Regions from separate parts of the Homo sapiens genome. Here region 2 is linked to region 1. Evidence: chromatin loops called from intact Hi-C (ENCODE). Cell type or tissue: dorsolateral prefrontal cortex. All regions are shown on one strand. Links, peaks and the distances in the headings refer to the core of each region. The heading gives the core; the rest is flanking DNA. Region 1 overlaps ZSWIM6 (zinc finger SWIM-type containing 6). Region 2 overlaps ZSWIM6 (zinc finger SWIM-type containing 6).

What was found. A loop is a pair of places that touch in the nucleus more often than their neighbours do. Peaks named below come from ENCODE experiments on the same cell type or tissue, not always from the same donor. Only the 100,000 strongest peaks of a DNase experiment are listed, where the experiment ranks them.
Region 2: it touches region 1 in a loop (2.1-fold over the local background); 1 of 110 quality-filtered maps calls a loop at or near these places.

Annotation. Positions count from the first base shown.
Region 1 is chr5:61,437,013-61,443,953 of GRCh38, reverse strand. The region is part of intron 1 of ZSWIM6 (zinc finger SWIM-type containing 6); the gene reads right to left. Among named protein-coding and RNA genes, the nearest start is that of ZSWIM6, 110 kb to the right of the region's middle. In dorsolateral prefrontal cortex, for the core only: no CTCF peak of the experiment used is centred there; a DNase peak (open chromatin) is centred at 3,141; H3K27ac peaks cover 3,340 bases.
Region 2 is chr5:61,493,831-61,500,771 of GRCh38, reverse strand. It overlaps ZSWIM6 (zinc finger SWIM-type containing 6), which reads right to left. Exons shown (of 14, transcript NM_020928.2): 4 at 6,362-6,512. Among named protein-coding and RNA genes, the nearest start is that of LINC03122, 140 kb to the left of the region's middle. In dorsolateral prefrontal cortex, for the core only: no CTCF peak of the experiment used is centred there; a DNase peak (open chromatin) is centred at 4,182; H3K4me3 peaks cover 332 bases; H3K27ac peaks cover 2,814 bases.

The DNA of each region.
Region 1 (6,941 bases), core at 999-4,998:
AAAATTTTTTAAAAAGTCTTAGCTTATAGTCAAACTGATTAAAATTAGATTTATGTTTCATTAAAATTAACTTTAACATTAATAATGTACCATGCAAAGGTAAAATTGGTTTTCTCTTTCAAATAAAATTTTTATGTAATGATAATAAAAGATTTTTGTTTACTTTTCAAGTAAACTGCAGGGAAAAAATGTAGGAAGGAGAGGCAGATGTGGTTGGCCTCATGCTGTCTTCATTACATCTTATTGCTTGGGAAACTGAGTCTCCTACCTGTCAAAGAGTAAATGTTCTTATCATTTTAGCTAAATCAATGACTATTTTATGGACACCAATGATCCTATTTTGTGATATCAAGTGTAAACCTCTGACATTTGACAAACTTTTTCCAAAGGCAAGATTTCAAGTTCTAAATTCAGTCATTTTGACCTCAATCTAACTTTTTCTGGATATTGGGTCCCCTGAACTTCAAGAGAACTGTACTAGGCTTATCTGTTATGTTAGAATTATACAGGATGGACTTCAAATCTGAAGTGGTGTTTAACTTTCTTTGGGTTATATTTATATAGGTGTGTTATGAGTATGTATTCCAGAATTGAATGTGATTCCTGAAATTCTGGTATGTCTTCATTTAGGTTGTTATAATGATTATGATTATTATGCTAAATTGTTGTATGCCACAGAAATAACCAGATTTCCTTATCAACTGTGTATTTATGGCTTTCCAAAGGTCTTTCTCATCCACAATTGTTGTTTTGCTTTGCTTCTTCTCAAAAAGTGGCTTATAATCAGCCACAGTCCAGTGCTTGCTTCTTTGGGGGAGTTCATGACAAAGACTCTTGAATACAGGTTTCTGATAACTTTGGAGAGTGTGCCATTGGACTAGAGAGAAATCTTACAGGACACTAAGTGAAAGGCTGGTGTGTTCATAAAGATTGCTAACCTAGTATGAAGCAGAGTAGGAGCTGATTGCATGCACTGAACTAATGGAAGACTGAAATAATTTTTAATGGGTTTTGTTTGTTTGAAGCATTGCTGATTGTTCAGTCTGGAGAACGTTTTTTCTTGAGCTTTTTATAGCCTTAAACAATGGAGTAGAGTATACTCTTATAAATAGAATTTAAGGCACATTTCTCTCCCTCTGCCTAATTTCTCCAGAATTCATAAACTATTTGTGAATATTCTTAATTCACTGTAATGTGGTTGTTTGCATAAGTTCAATGAGAAACTGTTTTCCTTCACAACAGGACACAGTTGGAGGAACTGGTCATATTCCCAGGGCTTTGACTGAAATGGCCTTGTGATAGGTTCCAGCAAAGCCAATTTAGGAGAGCCTGTGTAGACAATGATTCTTGTTGCATTTCACATGACTAATCAGGCCAAGTATATGGGACTGAAGCTTATTTTGCAGGTAGGTTGGTCCTGCTGTGATCTGTCTTTGATAGAAGTGAAGGACTAGAGAGAGAAAGATTGTGCTTCAGAAGAAAACTATGTATTAGATTAAACTTTGATTCCTCATCCATGGTATGGAGCTGCCCAAAACACCCCTCCTAAGCATGAAGCAGCCAGAAAGACTGACAAGACAGATTCCCTATGAATGATGAATTGATCAATAAAAAGGGTGGGACCGAAACTGGCCCAACTGTCCCACAGAACTGACGTTTACAGTTTCTTTTGAATAAACACAGAAATTGACCCTCCCAGTCTTAGAACTTGAGAAAGTTAAAATTTTCTTATCTTGAGTTCCTTTCTCAAGAAACCAACCATCAGACCTCCCAAACAGTCTCAAGGAACTGAAACTTAACCAGATCACCACATCTGAATAATGAGACATCAGACCCCACACCCACCATGATTGGCTAACTGACCACCTGCTTTCTGTTGACCAACTCCTCTTCCTTACCCCTCGCTAATTCCTATTTTCCCACACATGGTTACATTTCTTCTCTGCTACATAAACCCTTAATTTTAGTCCATCAGAAAGGTGGACTTGAGACTGATCTCCTATCTCTTCAGTAGCAGCACCCAAATAAAGTCTTCTTCCCTCGTAATACTTACTGTCTCAGTGATAGGCTTTCTGTGTGGACAGCAGCAGCACCTAGACCAAACACTGTAAGGTGGCAGTTCATCGGACTCTGCTATACCATGTTGCCTCTAACTCAGTCAAACAGATAAGTTCGCTAAACCATAATTGCAGTAAATGTGAGAAGGCTAACCTGTGATATACTCAAACCATGGGCATATAGAAATTGAGTCTTAACTACAGGAATAAGCCTGGGCAGTCACAGAACCCTTGCACACTCCGCATCCGTACCTGGCCCTAGGCTACAAGATGGGCTGTGTCATTTAACCAATTAAGCCTTAATTTCCTACATATAGGAATGCAGGAGACAGACTAGATAATTTTTAAGGTTATGTCCACCATTATTTTATTTCTGATAGTAATATTCAAATGTATACATTTATTTTTTGCAATTGTGCTTAATATATAGGGGGAGGATTGAAAACCACCACCCTATAAGGCAAAGATTGAGCTTATTAAGCTCTTCCTTATCACTCCTAAACACAGATGATTTATATTTAAGCATTTAATAAGTAGCTCTAAAGGAAGGGAGATGAACTGGCCGGAGACTAACCATAAAGCTATCCTCACATCCAGGACAGGCTCAAGTTGAGTCTGCCTAATTACCAATCCTTGGCTGAGAGAAAAAAAGGAAAAGCTATCAAGTCTATCAACTTCGAACTTTGACCCACTGCCTAAACTGCCGGAGATTTTAATTTTTATACATAATATAATCTCATGTAGATTATCTCTAATCTAGATGAACAATATAAATCTCTTAGCTCATGCAATTTCCTCTGCCAAATATGCCCCTTCTCCTCTCTCTGTAAGTCCCTAGTTACCTGTATGATCTATTTCAAGTTTGTTTCTCAACACAGCGAAAGGCCACTGTTACCTAGAACCTCATCAGCCCCACACACAAAAAAGTATTTGTTGTCTCTTTTGTGGACCAAAGTACTTTCTGCAGATCGCTATTATAGCCCTTAGCACACAACACTATAGTGAATTGTTTATATGCCTGTCTGTTCCAGTGGACTGTAAGCTGTTTTATTCATCTTTGTGTCCCCAGTACCTACCAGGACCAGGCACATGGCTGGCACGCATTAAATGTTCCCTGAATTGGTTGAATAGAACAGAAAATTCCCCTTTCACTCAACCAACATAGCTTAGGGCCTGAACGCCCCAAACATTCATGCTCTAACATGTTTTGAATAGCAAAAGGAAACTCCAAGCACCCTGTAAATTCAGTTCTCACATAGACCTGTGGGGAAAAGGTATTTTTAAAAGCAAGGTTTATTTAACCCTTCATATTTCTTATGAATTTGGAGGCCAAGAAGTAAGTTAAATGTCCCTGGTATCTTTAATGCTCTGCTAATTATTTTAATACTCATGACATTCTTTCTCCTGTCTGGGAAGGTAAGAGACATTGATTATGTGAAATATCCACTAACTCTTTTAATCTACTCTCCTACTATATGAAGAGTTAGCACTTCACCCTTAGGTTCAACCATATCTTTTTTTTTTTTTTTTTTTTTTACACCAATGAATAGCACTAAGAGGCTGCCATTTTTCTTTTTCACACAAAATCTGAAAAGAGATCTGGGCCGTATGCCAGAGTTGTCAATTTTTCAAACAAGATTACCCTACCACATCAGTCATCTTTCTTCCTCCATTAGGAAAGAGATTAAAATAGAATTACACTTCCAAATGTGAGCTTAACATTTTAAAACCACTAAGCTTTTTGTATACTTAATATACTCTCGCGCTTTTTTTTTCACCTTTCCTACCTAGCACTAAACAAAACTGTGGTATAGTTTCCACTCTCAAAGATCTTTCCCATATTCCCATACTTCCTGATGTGTCAAAGACTACTCCAATTACCACAGTAAAATACTAAGTCATGATTTGGCATTTCAAGCATATTCCTGGCAATCCAGATTAGGTAGAAAGGGCACTTGAACTACATATTAGCAACATACAACCATTCCTACCTTATTCTCATGAGAAAACCAAATTCCATGAGAAAATAGATAACTTTAAAAACCACCAATGTAGAAAAACGTTTCAAAGGTCTTTTTAAATTGGAAAATCACTTATCTAGTAAACTTAAAAGCTACGTATATTCTCTATGACCCAACGATTCCATTCCTAGATATATATTATTGGTGCGTGCACAAACATACCAAGACAAATAATCAAGAACACTCTTAGCATCATTGTTAATGATAGCCAAAAACTGGAAGCAACAGTAATGTCCACCAACAGTAGAACAAATAAAGTATGCTACAGTAATGATGATGCTACAAGCAACACAGATGAACCACAGAATGTTGAATAAAAGAAGCAAACATAAAAATACACAAAGTATAATCCCATAACTATCTGTTTAACTGTTGACATGTTTTATGCATTGTTCTACATGTACTTTATATTTCACAATTTAAAAAGCAGCCTTTTAGCTTAAAAACCCTAGTCCTGCACATAAAATATTTTAGTTATAAGCATTTTTAAGTCTGTCATTCCAGCAGACTACAAACTGCTTGAGGGTGTAGATTGATTTTATTCATTTTTGGCTCCCAGAACATAATGGTACATAACAGATGCTCACCAGATATTGCCTGGATAGATGGGATTAATGAATTATGAACATAGGGAAATCTCAAATGGCAAGGGAACTTCCATGTGAGGCAGAAAAATAAAAGTCATTTGCCTTTTCCTATATATAGCCAAAGGTTAGTTTTAAAAAGTCAGCCTGAAATTTCAACTACCTAAACACATTCTCAAATGTCTGTTTCTGATGAATTGCTCCATTTGGACAAAGGATAGGTTTAATAGGAATTTTCTTAAAAGTGCAAGATATTCCTGAGCTCAGTCCAGTCAACAAATTCTGCTTTTCCCTTTTGCAATATAGCTGCCAGACTCCTGGCTGTCTAACTGTATTAATAATTCCTTAATTTAAATACAAAAACACATGCACAACCGTCTTTATAAATTTACCCCCAAGAGTTATAAAATGTTTCTCCATTAAAAAGCACATCTCAGCACAACCTGCTGTTCTTGGAGTTGGAATGCTTTCCTCCTCACAGTCCCCCATCAGTCTCCTATGGACCATAGGACTAAAATTAACTATTCATTACATGTAAAGGAGTGCTGGCTGGAACAGAGCCCTGCAGAGAAAGCGTACTATTTTACATGTCAATTTCAGCACCACAGCATCTGCTACCTTACTAATATGTATATTTAATATCTCTGCATAATATACAGAATTATATGTTGTTCATTGCCTGTTTGCTCTGATATTACGTGCTCTTAAGTAGCATTATTCTCAATTATTCTCTTTGAAGAACATGAGACTTTTTATTAGGTCTCTTCCCTGGTGTTGTCTGTAACAGAAGGCACACATGAACAGCACACAGAATACTAAAACTCATGACTCAGAGTCTGATAACTAAATATAAGTTTCTGACCTGCAATTACTAATACAATTTACTTTATATTCTAGATTCCTTACTCCTGAATATAGTTTTACATTAGGTTGTCATGAGGTGGGGGAAGAAAGCAGAAGAGGTGTTAAATTTTCAACAGCTGCTAGTAAATCCATAATACTGGAATTGTTCTTTTACTGGGAAATCTGTACACTTATGTTAAATGTCATATTTCGAACATGACTATCTTTCATCAGCAATTCATTCCATATTAAAGATGTAATTTTTTTCTGTAAACTCTGACAATATTTGTTACTGAATGAGCTACTGAATGGGGGGAAGGTGTAGCTGAATAGGATGTATAGCAAAGAAATAATATGCTAAGCCAGCTTTAAGTTATATGGTCCTCATAATATAAATTATAATTGATTTTGTTCATGAACCTTCATACTCAGCAGGAAACTGAGAGTGTTCAGTATTTAAGAACACCCTGAATGGCAATATTACACTAATCAAACCTAAGTGATACTAGATTAACAATAAACAATTAAGAAAATTAAAAATGTCATATTGGCACAATAGTTTGAACTGCTTTACTATAGTTAGTAAGTTACTAACCATAGTTACTATTGCTGTAATTAATGACATTCAGATAAATAAGATTATTCTGGCTTTATAAATCTACATTTGTTAGTGAACACTCATGGTTCTAGGAGTCAACTAGTGGATTTCTTTTTTTTTTTTTTTTTTTTTTGGAGAAAGGGTCTGGTTCTGTCAACCAGACAAGAGTGCAGTGGCATGATCACAGCTTACTGCAGCCTCAACCTCCCAGGCTCAAGCTCCCACCTCAGCCTCTCAAGCAGCTGGGACCAAGGCACACGCTACCATGCTCAGCTAATTTTTGTATTTTTTATAGAGACCAGGTTTTGCCATGTTGCGCAGGCTGGTCTTGAAGTCCTGGGCTCAAGCAATCTGCCCACCTCAGCTTCCCAAAGTGCTAGGACTACAGGCGTGAGCCACCGCACCCGGCCTGGATTTTGTTTTTTTACATAGTCTAATGCCAACTATTGGCTTGCTGATGTGATGTAGATCAGTAGCAATCTCAGGTGCCCGCAGTAAATGACTGGCACTGTACCACTGGCTTGTACTCACATGTCCAAAACACGAGGCCTAAAAATTCAGTAATAAACTTTAAAAAGGTTAATCTATTTTCCTTTCAGATGTAGAAGTTTAGGTTCCACTATTCCCAGAAAACAAACCCACAAGTACATGTTCATTGTCACCCACCCCACTCTACCTTTTACAAGTTCCCAAGGAATCCTTTGGCTGCCGAAGCAATCTTAGTGCCTCCACTTCCCTTTCCCTTATGTTGCAGAACCCTTTTTGCTTGGTTTTAGTGTGACTTTACACCAGCTAATTGGGAACGTGTGTGCCTTGAAGCAGATGCTCATACTCTCAG
Region 2 (6,941 bases), core at 1,893-5,892, 56 kb before region 1:
CCCATACTACAGCATGTAGTACCTATATTTATGATAAGCTGAAGTTTATTATTTAATACAGTTCTCAGTCAATGGCACGTATTTGGCTATTGGATCCATGTGCTTGTTTTCTCAAAGAACCTGAAGTTAGAGGGTCCCTGTAAACATGGGTACAAATTAGCGACTAGACTAGGTAAGCTCAGCGGACTATGGTAGTCAGGATTGTGGTACCATGGGTAGGCAGACAAGGCCAGGCAGCTCTTACAGGGTTTATTCCCCACTAGGTGAGCTTCGCTTTGACCTTGCTCTGCTCCGAGTAGAGAGACTACCTGGAAGAGAGGCATATAATAGTGTTTAACAATAAGCTGGCTAGGTACGGTGGCTCATGTCTGTAATCCTAGCACTTTGGGAGGCTGAGGTGGGCATATCACGAGGTCAGGAGTTCGAGACCAGCCTGGTTAACGTAGTGAAACCCCATCTCTACTAAAAATACAAAAAATTAGCCAGGTGTGGCAACCAGCGCCTGTAGTCCCAGCTACCCAGGAGGCTAAGGTAGGAGAATTACTGGAACCTGGGAGGCAGAGATTGTGGTGAGCCGTGATCGCACTACTGAACTCCAGCCTAGGCGACACAGCGACTCTGTCTCAAAATAATAATGATAATGATAATAATAATAATAATAATAATAATAAAGCTGAGGACATTGTCTAGACTGGTGGTTATGTTTTTGAAGTCACTGACACCTGGGATTAAATTCCTGCTTTGCTACTGTGACCTCGGGCAAGTTATCAAGCCTCCTTAAACCTCAGTATTATTGGCTGTAAAATGAGGGCAAATAATTGGACCTATTTCACAGGATTGTTTCAGGGATTAAATAAAACAACACATGCATTAAGTGCTTAGCACAGTTCCTGACAAATAAATGTTGGCAACTATGTTATCATTAGGAGCTAGACCAAAATGAGAAATAAAGCAAAAATCCAGGTTTTATGATACCTGTCTACCATCTCCCTCTTCTCCGCTTTTAAGCAACAATACAGAACAGCAAGGTTGGATTGAAAATCTCAACAGTTTTGATAATGAGTTTGAAGGCTCTCTACTCTCCTCCACTGAGCCCACTGCTGTCTTTGTTCAAGTTGTTTCTTTTTTCTGGAGTATTCACACTGCTTCTTCCCTGCAACACACCTCCATAAACATCTTATAAAACCATATTAAATTTGGTTTCTATAAACCTTTGTACTAATTTGTAATGAAATTACTCTATCAAAGTTCTCCTTCATCCATTCTTGGCTGTTCTTATTTATCACATCTCCTAATGTTTCATCTCTCTACCCCCTCCTTGCTACTGGTACTATCACCTACCCCAAAATCAAATATCTAATACATCTGTTCCTCTAGACATAGCAAGTGCTTCATACACACTGATAGAGAGACCACAATAAGACTTCTGGAAAGAAGGTTAACAACACAGCACTGACAGTGTTATGTTGTGGGAAAGCTGTCCTCTCCTTATGCCCAGGGAAGACAAACAGGTAGATGACAAGCAATCCTGATATGTGGTTCATTAGAATTACGCTCTATACTTCCAGCTATTTGGAAGTTACCAAGTGTGTACCGACATCTTTTTGCTGCAAGGGAACTCTTGGAATTGCTTTTTCTTCATGGTACTAGCAAAGAGGTAACTATGTATATGGGGAACCATTTTGGTAAGCTTTCCAGTTCTCAAAAAGAAGCAGTTGCTCCTTAGCCATTAATTAACCACCATCAACTATAAAATGTGGCAAGCTTGAGTTAGTTTGAATAACTCAACTAAAGTAAGAAGCTCAAAACAGGGATGGGGGTGTTGGTGGGGGCAGTTATTAAGCCTACTGCTTTCAAAGATGTAAGACAGCATTCCCCAGAAATTTCTCCACAATTACCTATAAAGCAGAGTAAAGCAGAGCCTTTAGAATCTTACTTCTGGTACACAGAGATTGTCCTAAATTACTTAAAAGTATCATTTTGAATGTGTGACTTAAGCATATGTTTTTCTCCTTATTCAAGAATAATGTAGGTGGTTACAGAAAAATCACTATTTGAGTCTGGGATGGAAGATGGAACAGCATTTGGGTCCATGGAGCAGGTTAATTCAAAAAATATAGTCTCAAAGGGTAGGCTGTGTTCTCTACTGCCAAACATAGTTAGATTTACTCTAATTCTAAGTGTCCTGAATCTGTATACCACTCAATCTATCTAGCACCCTACCAAGGAACATTATAGCTGTTGCTTAATAACTAGTGGTCAAACTAATCATACAATGAAATTCAAACTAGAAAAACAATCTAACTCTGGCTATTTCTGTTCACACAGAATTAGGTCTCCAGATGAGAAGCCGTGAAAAGAACTCTGAGACATGCCACCTTGTTCTTGTGAACTGAATGAGCAAAGCTCAGTGCAGCAAGGCTCTTGCAATGGCAGCCCACCCGCTCCCTAAGAAACAGGATTTATATGCTAGAAAGCAAAGCGCGTGACTCAGCTCCGAGAGAAAGTTAAGTGTTTAAAACTTGGGGAAAAACATATTATGTAACAGTTGAAGATAAAAATTTAAGAATATTTCCCTGTGATAAAACTGTAATTAAGTGTTATTTAACTGTTTCCTCTAATGACATCATTTTATTTAGGTTTTAATAGACTGGCAGCCACAACCTATAGTTTTATGAAGCAAAGTAAAATTGCAGTCTAGGAATACATTTAAGAAAAGAGAGCCATCAACACAGATGCGAGGTTACAGTGTATCCCCTCATCCCTAGACCCCCACAGTAATTAAGTGTGCTGAACAGACAGCCATTACAGCTAACAATAGGTGTGCTCACCCCCAATCAGCACTGGGTTGTTCTTGGAAATCCAGAGGTTATTTCTGTGATCTGCTTTCCAGAAAATTTGCATGTCACAGAATAAAGAATGTAATTCAAGAGGTGTGTGTTCTATAGATTCTACTAAATATGTAGCTTCTATCAAACGTACAACCTCTACCATTGCAATGGGGCTTTCTATTTTAATATATACCTTTTCTTATAGCTGATTATGATACAACATTACTCATCTTGAGAACACTGGTGTATGTTTGGGAAAATAAACACCATGTAGAGAAAGTAAAATTAATATTTGAAAAACTGACTCATGTATAAGATAAATGTATCTGTAAATGAGATGCAATAAACAGGATCTTAAGACTATGCATCTGTACCTATTTCATACTACATTATGAAAATCAGGGAGTAAATCACAAAAGTTAACTCATACCAAATGAATGTCATAGGCACTTATATTAGAAAAGAAAAACAGAATAATCAGTCCCTTTGTTAGCTGGAGCATGGGGGGAAGAAATTGGGCCTGTGGCTACCACAAATAAGTTTTCATATATTCACTTGAAAGAAAGAAAAAGTTAAAATAAATGTTACTTTTACAATTAATTTTGAAACATCAACATTTAAATTTTCATAGATCACATGTAAGCAGGAAATTGTAAATCTTGGGGAGGGGGACACTGGGCCATATGAAAAAGATTTTGTAATCTTCTGGCTGACAATCTGATGGCTCCAAATCCATCTGCCAAGAAGCAGAGTTACTTGGCTAGCATACTCTCGCTTGTACACTTTCATCAGATTAGGGCTTTCATGCCAGGAATCTTTTTTTTTTTTTTTTTTCCTGGTGTACTGGTCACTGCCAGAAATGGACCCAACGAATCCACCAGTGCTAAGGAGTTAAGCATCTGAGATTTAATTTAACAGTTTCAGCTTTATTAAGCTGTCACAGAGCGGCCCCACTTTGATAACAGTAGCTGCTCCAATTATGGCTTGGTTTAGGGTTGACAAGTATAATGATTCATTCGTGGCACATGAGAAGCAATAAAAGGTTGTTTTGCATTACAACTTTAAAAATGTGGGCATTTTTTTCATTTAATTTGTCACTTAGCTTTTGCTAAGAGGACATTTAAATTGCAGTAAAAGGCAAATGGGGCTTTTAGTTTAAATGTAATCCCCATATTTAAATGATCTGTAATGGCGCGGTGTTGGAGTGGGAACACTATTGTCTCACAGTGGGTCCTGATGGTGACATGTGACATTTGTATTCAGGTCCTGTATTATCCATGTGGCTAAAGGGCTTCCAATTTCATTTCACAGCCAGAAGCCTGCAGAAAACACCAATTAACTTGCAGATCCCATTTGCCGACAAAACTCAGCCTCTTCTCAATGTCTGGCATCTGGCAGTGCTCAGCATTTAATTCCAAAGCAGAGCCTTGAAGCAATGTGAGCCCTGTGTAGGGGCACAAAGTCAAATTCCCCCATTTTATTAAGAAGAAAAGCCTTTCCTTTTGTAGTCCAGAAGCAACTTTCAGTTAATTTTTTGGTGAATGAATATTAAGATGTGCTACTTACTGTTACTTCTACGTGAGATTCTTCACAGAACTTAGACCCCATTAAAATGGCAAGTGACCTCTGCTTGCCATCAGAGTACATAGGAGAATTTCTAGCAGTCTAGTAATGATTGGGCAGTGGGTGGGGGGCACACAGGACGAGAAGTTGTGGTCTTTACGCTGGACTGAAATCAAAGAATTTGTATAAAGCCTGGTCCTTAATTAGAAAGTAGTCCATAAGAGGGCATAACTAGAATCAGCTGGTGGAAACTTCCACCTAATAAAAATTTATATTTCTGATTGAGGGTTAAGGTACGTAATTTTCAAAACCCACTTGGAAAAGTGACATTTGACCATGAATTAAATGTGAACACTGCAAATTTTATTTGACTGTATGTACCACCAGTACCCTTTTTGGTAACCAAAAAATTTAGTTGGTATTTTCTTCCTAAACAGTCGTTTGTAATTCTAAGTCTCTCTAAGTACCAAAGCTCTTTAAATTGCATTCATTTAATATTAATTCAATAATTTTTCCTTAAATGATCCCCTTCATTATAGTTTTCTTAATGCTAATCCTTTTTACTTTATAAAGCATCTAACCAATCAAGTCTATACTAGAGTTACAAAATTGAAAAAGGTTTACTTAAAAAGTAAAACATTTAGGATTTTATGAAAATACTTATTTAAACCATGCATTATACTTGTGTTATTTAACCACCACACTGTGCCCCCCAAACATCATTCTAATACATCGAAACTATCTATTGTAGTTACAGATTGATTTACATTTTGATTAGGGGGAAGGGCACTACCATTATTTCAGGAGACTCACAGAAAGCAGCAAGATTAAGTTATTACAAGATACTTAAGAAAATTGCCAGGGAAAAAGTCAACAAATATCTAATAGTTCACAAGTAGCAAACTTGTCCACAGCCAACTTCTGAACGTATATCCTATTAATAGGAAAAAGAAAATACTGATATCACATCCTTTACCAACTTGCTGCATAACCCTAGATTACACAGTGTCATGTTGTGGAAGTCTCCTAACCTCTCGGGACTTGTTTCCTTATTTGTAAAACGGCTAATCTCAAATACCCCTTCCAGTCATGGTCATTTGGTATCTTCACGGACAACAGCATCGTTTGGTTTAGACTACACCTGGGATCAATCAGCATGATGTGGTCCATCATTAGCCAAGAAAAATTTCACTAAGACTAGGATCTTCTAGTAAATATAGACAACATTACTTCTCATAAAATTAATACAGGTACTGATATATTTGTCAAAATTTCAGGTGTCACTTATAGATTTCTTAATAAAAAGACAAGATAATAAATACATCATTCATTATTTCCCTAGCGATGAACATTGGGTACCAAGACTCATCCAAATAAAATTCCCAGTATTCTTTTAATGAACATGACTAGTGGATTTCTCATTTTTTTGAACACTTGCTATATTTGTATCTTTAACCACCAGGAATTTAGGAAGCAATAAATATTAGAATTTGCTGTATTTTTCCATTCTGAGGATCGACAGTTCATTTAAATCTATAGCAGCCAAAAATAAAATGAATATCCAACTAATTTTAATAATTCCAGTGTGGGGAGAAGGGGGAAGAAAGACTCTAAATTTTAGCTGAATCAATTACAATATTAATCTAGAAATAAGTAATCAGCTCTACAATATAAAACTGCTATTTAAAAATAATACAGCTTTTTTTTTTCCAAATACTTAAAGGGAGATTCCTGCACTTAACTTTCCTCAAGATCAGGCAATTCCCCCAAAACCCTGCTAAGGTTGTTTTCTGTAAATGCCAGCCCAAGTTCTAAATCCTCCTATGCTTCTAACCTATATATTGGCAACACGTTCCATGCATGAGCAGCTCTCTCTTCAGCAATACTACGACCATGTTCTTGAAACATCTGACTATGGTATTTATCCATATGCAAATCAATGGTAATTTGTGAGGAAACATGCTTACCCAGCTCATCCCAGAGCTGCCTGTATTTGTCAGTCATTGCAGTGCCTTGTTGCCGCCAAAGTGACAGGCGAGGGTCAGCCATGAATTGCTCTGTTATCAAGGTCAACATGCGGGCCCCATTGGAGTCCCTCATCTTTAACATCTCCCGCACCTAATGGGGAAAAACAGACCTTTAGAAAATTGTTCAAAACGAAAACACAACAAAACCCCACAGCAACACAAGAGACAAACCACCACTTTTCTCTGTTTCTCTCTCTCTCTCTCCGTGTGTGTGTGTGTGTGTGTGTGGTGGAGGATAGGCGGGGAGATGTCAAGCCTTCACACCAGCCCTCTTAAGCAAACAAAATATAAAATTTAAAACCACTCCCTACCCTAAATAGCAATTTAATCAAAGAAATGACCATTAATTATTTTGAATTATATGTTAGAATCCATATGAAGAAAAAATGCTCTCAATTACAAAAATGTTCTGGTTGGGTCTTACACACTGATTAAGGTGAGTAAATCGTGTTTCATATGTCCAGTAGAAACTTTTTTTCCAGTTCTCCTTCAAAGTATCTCTCTTATCTAAACCAAGTAC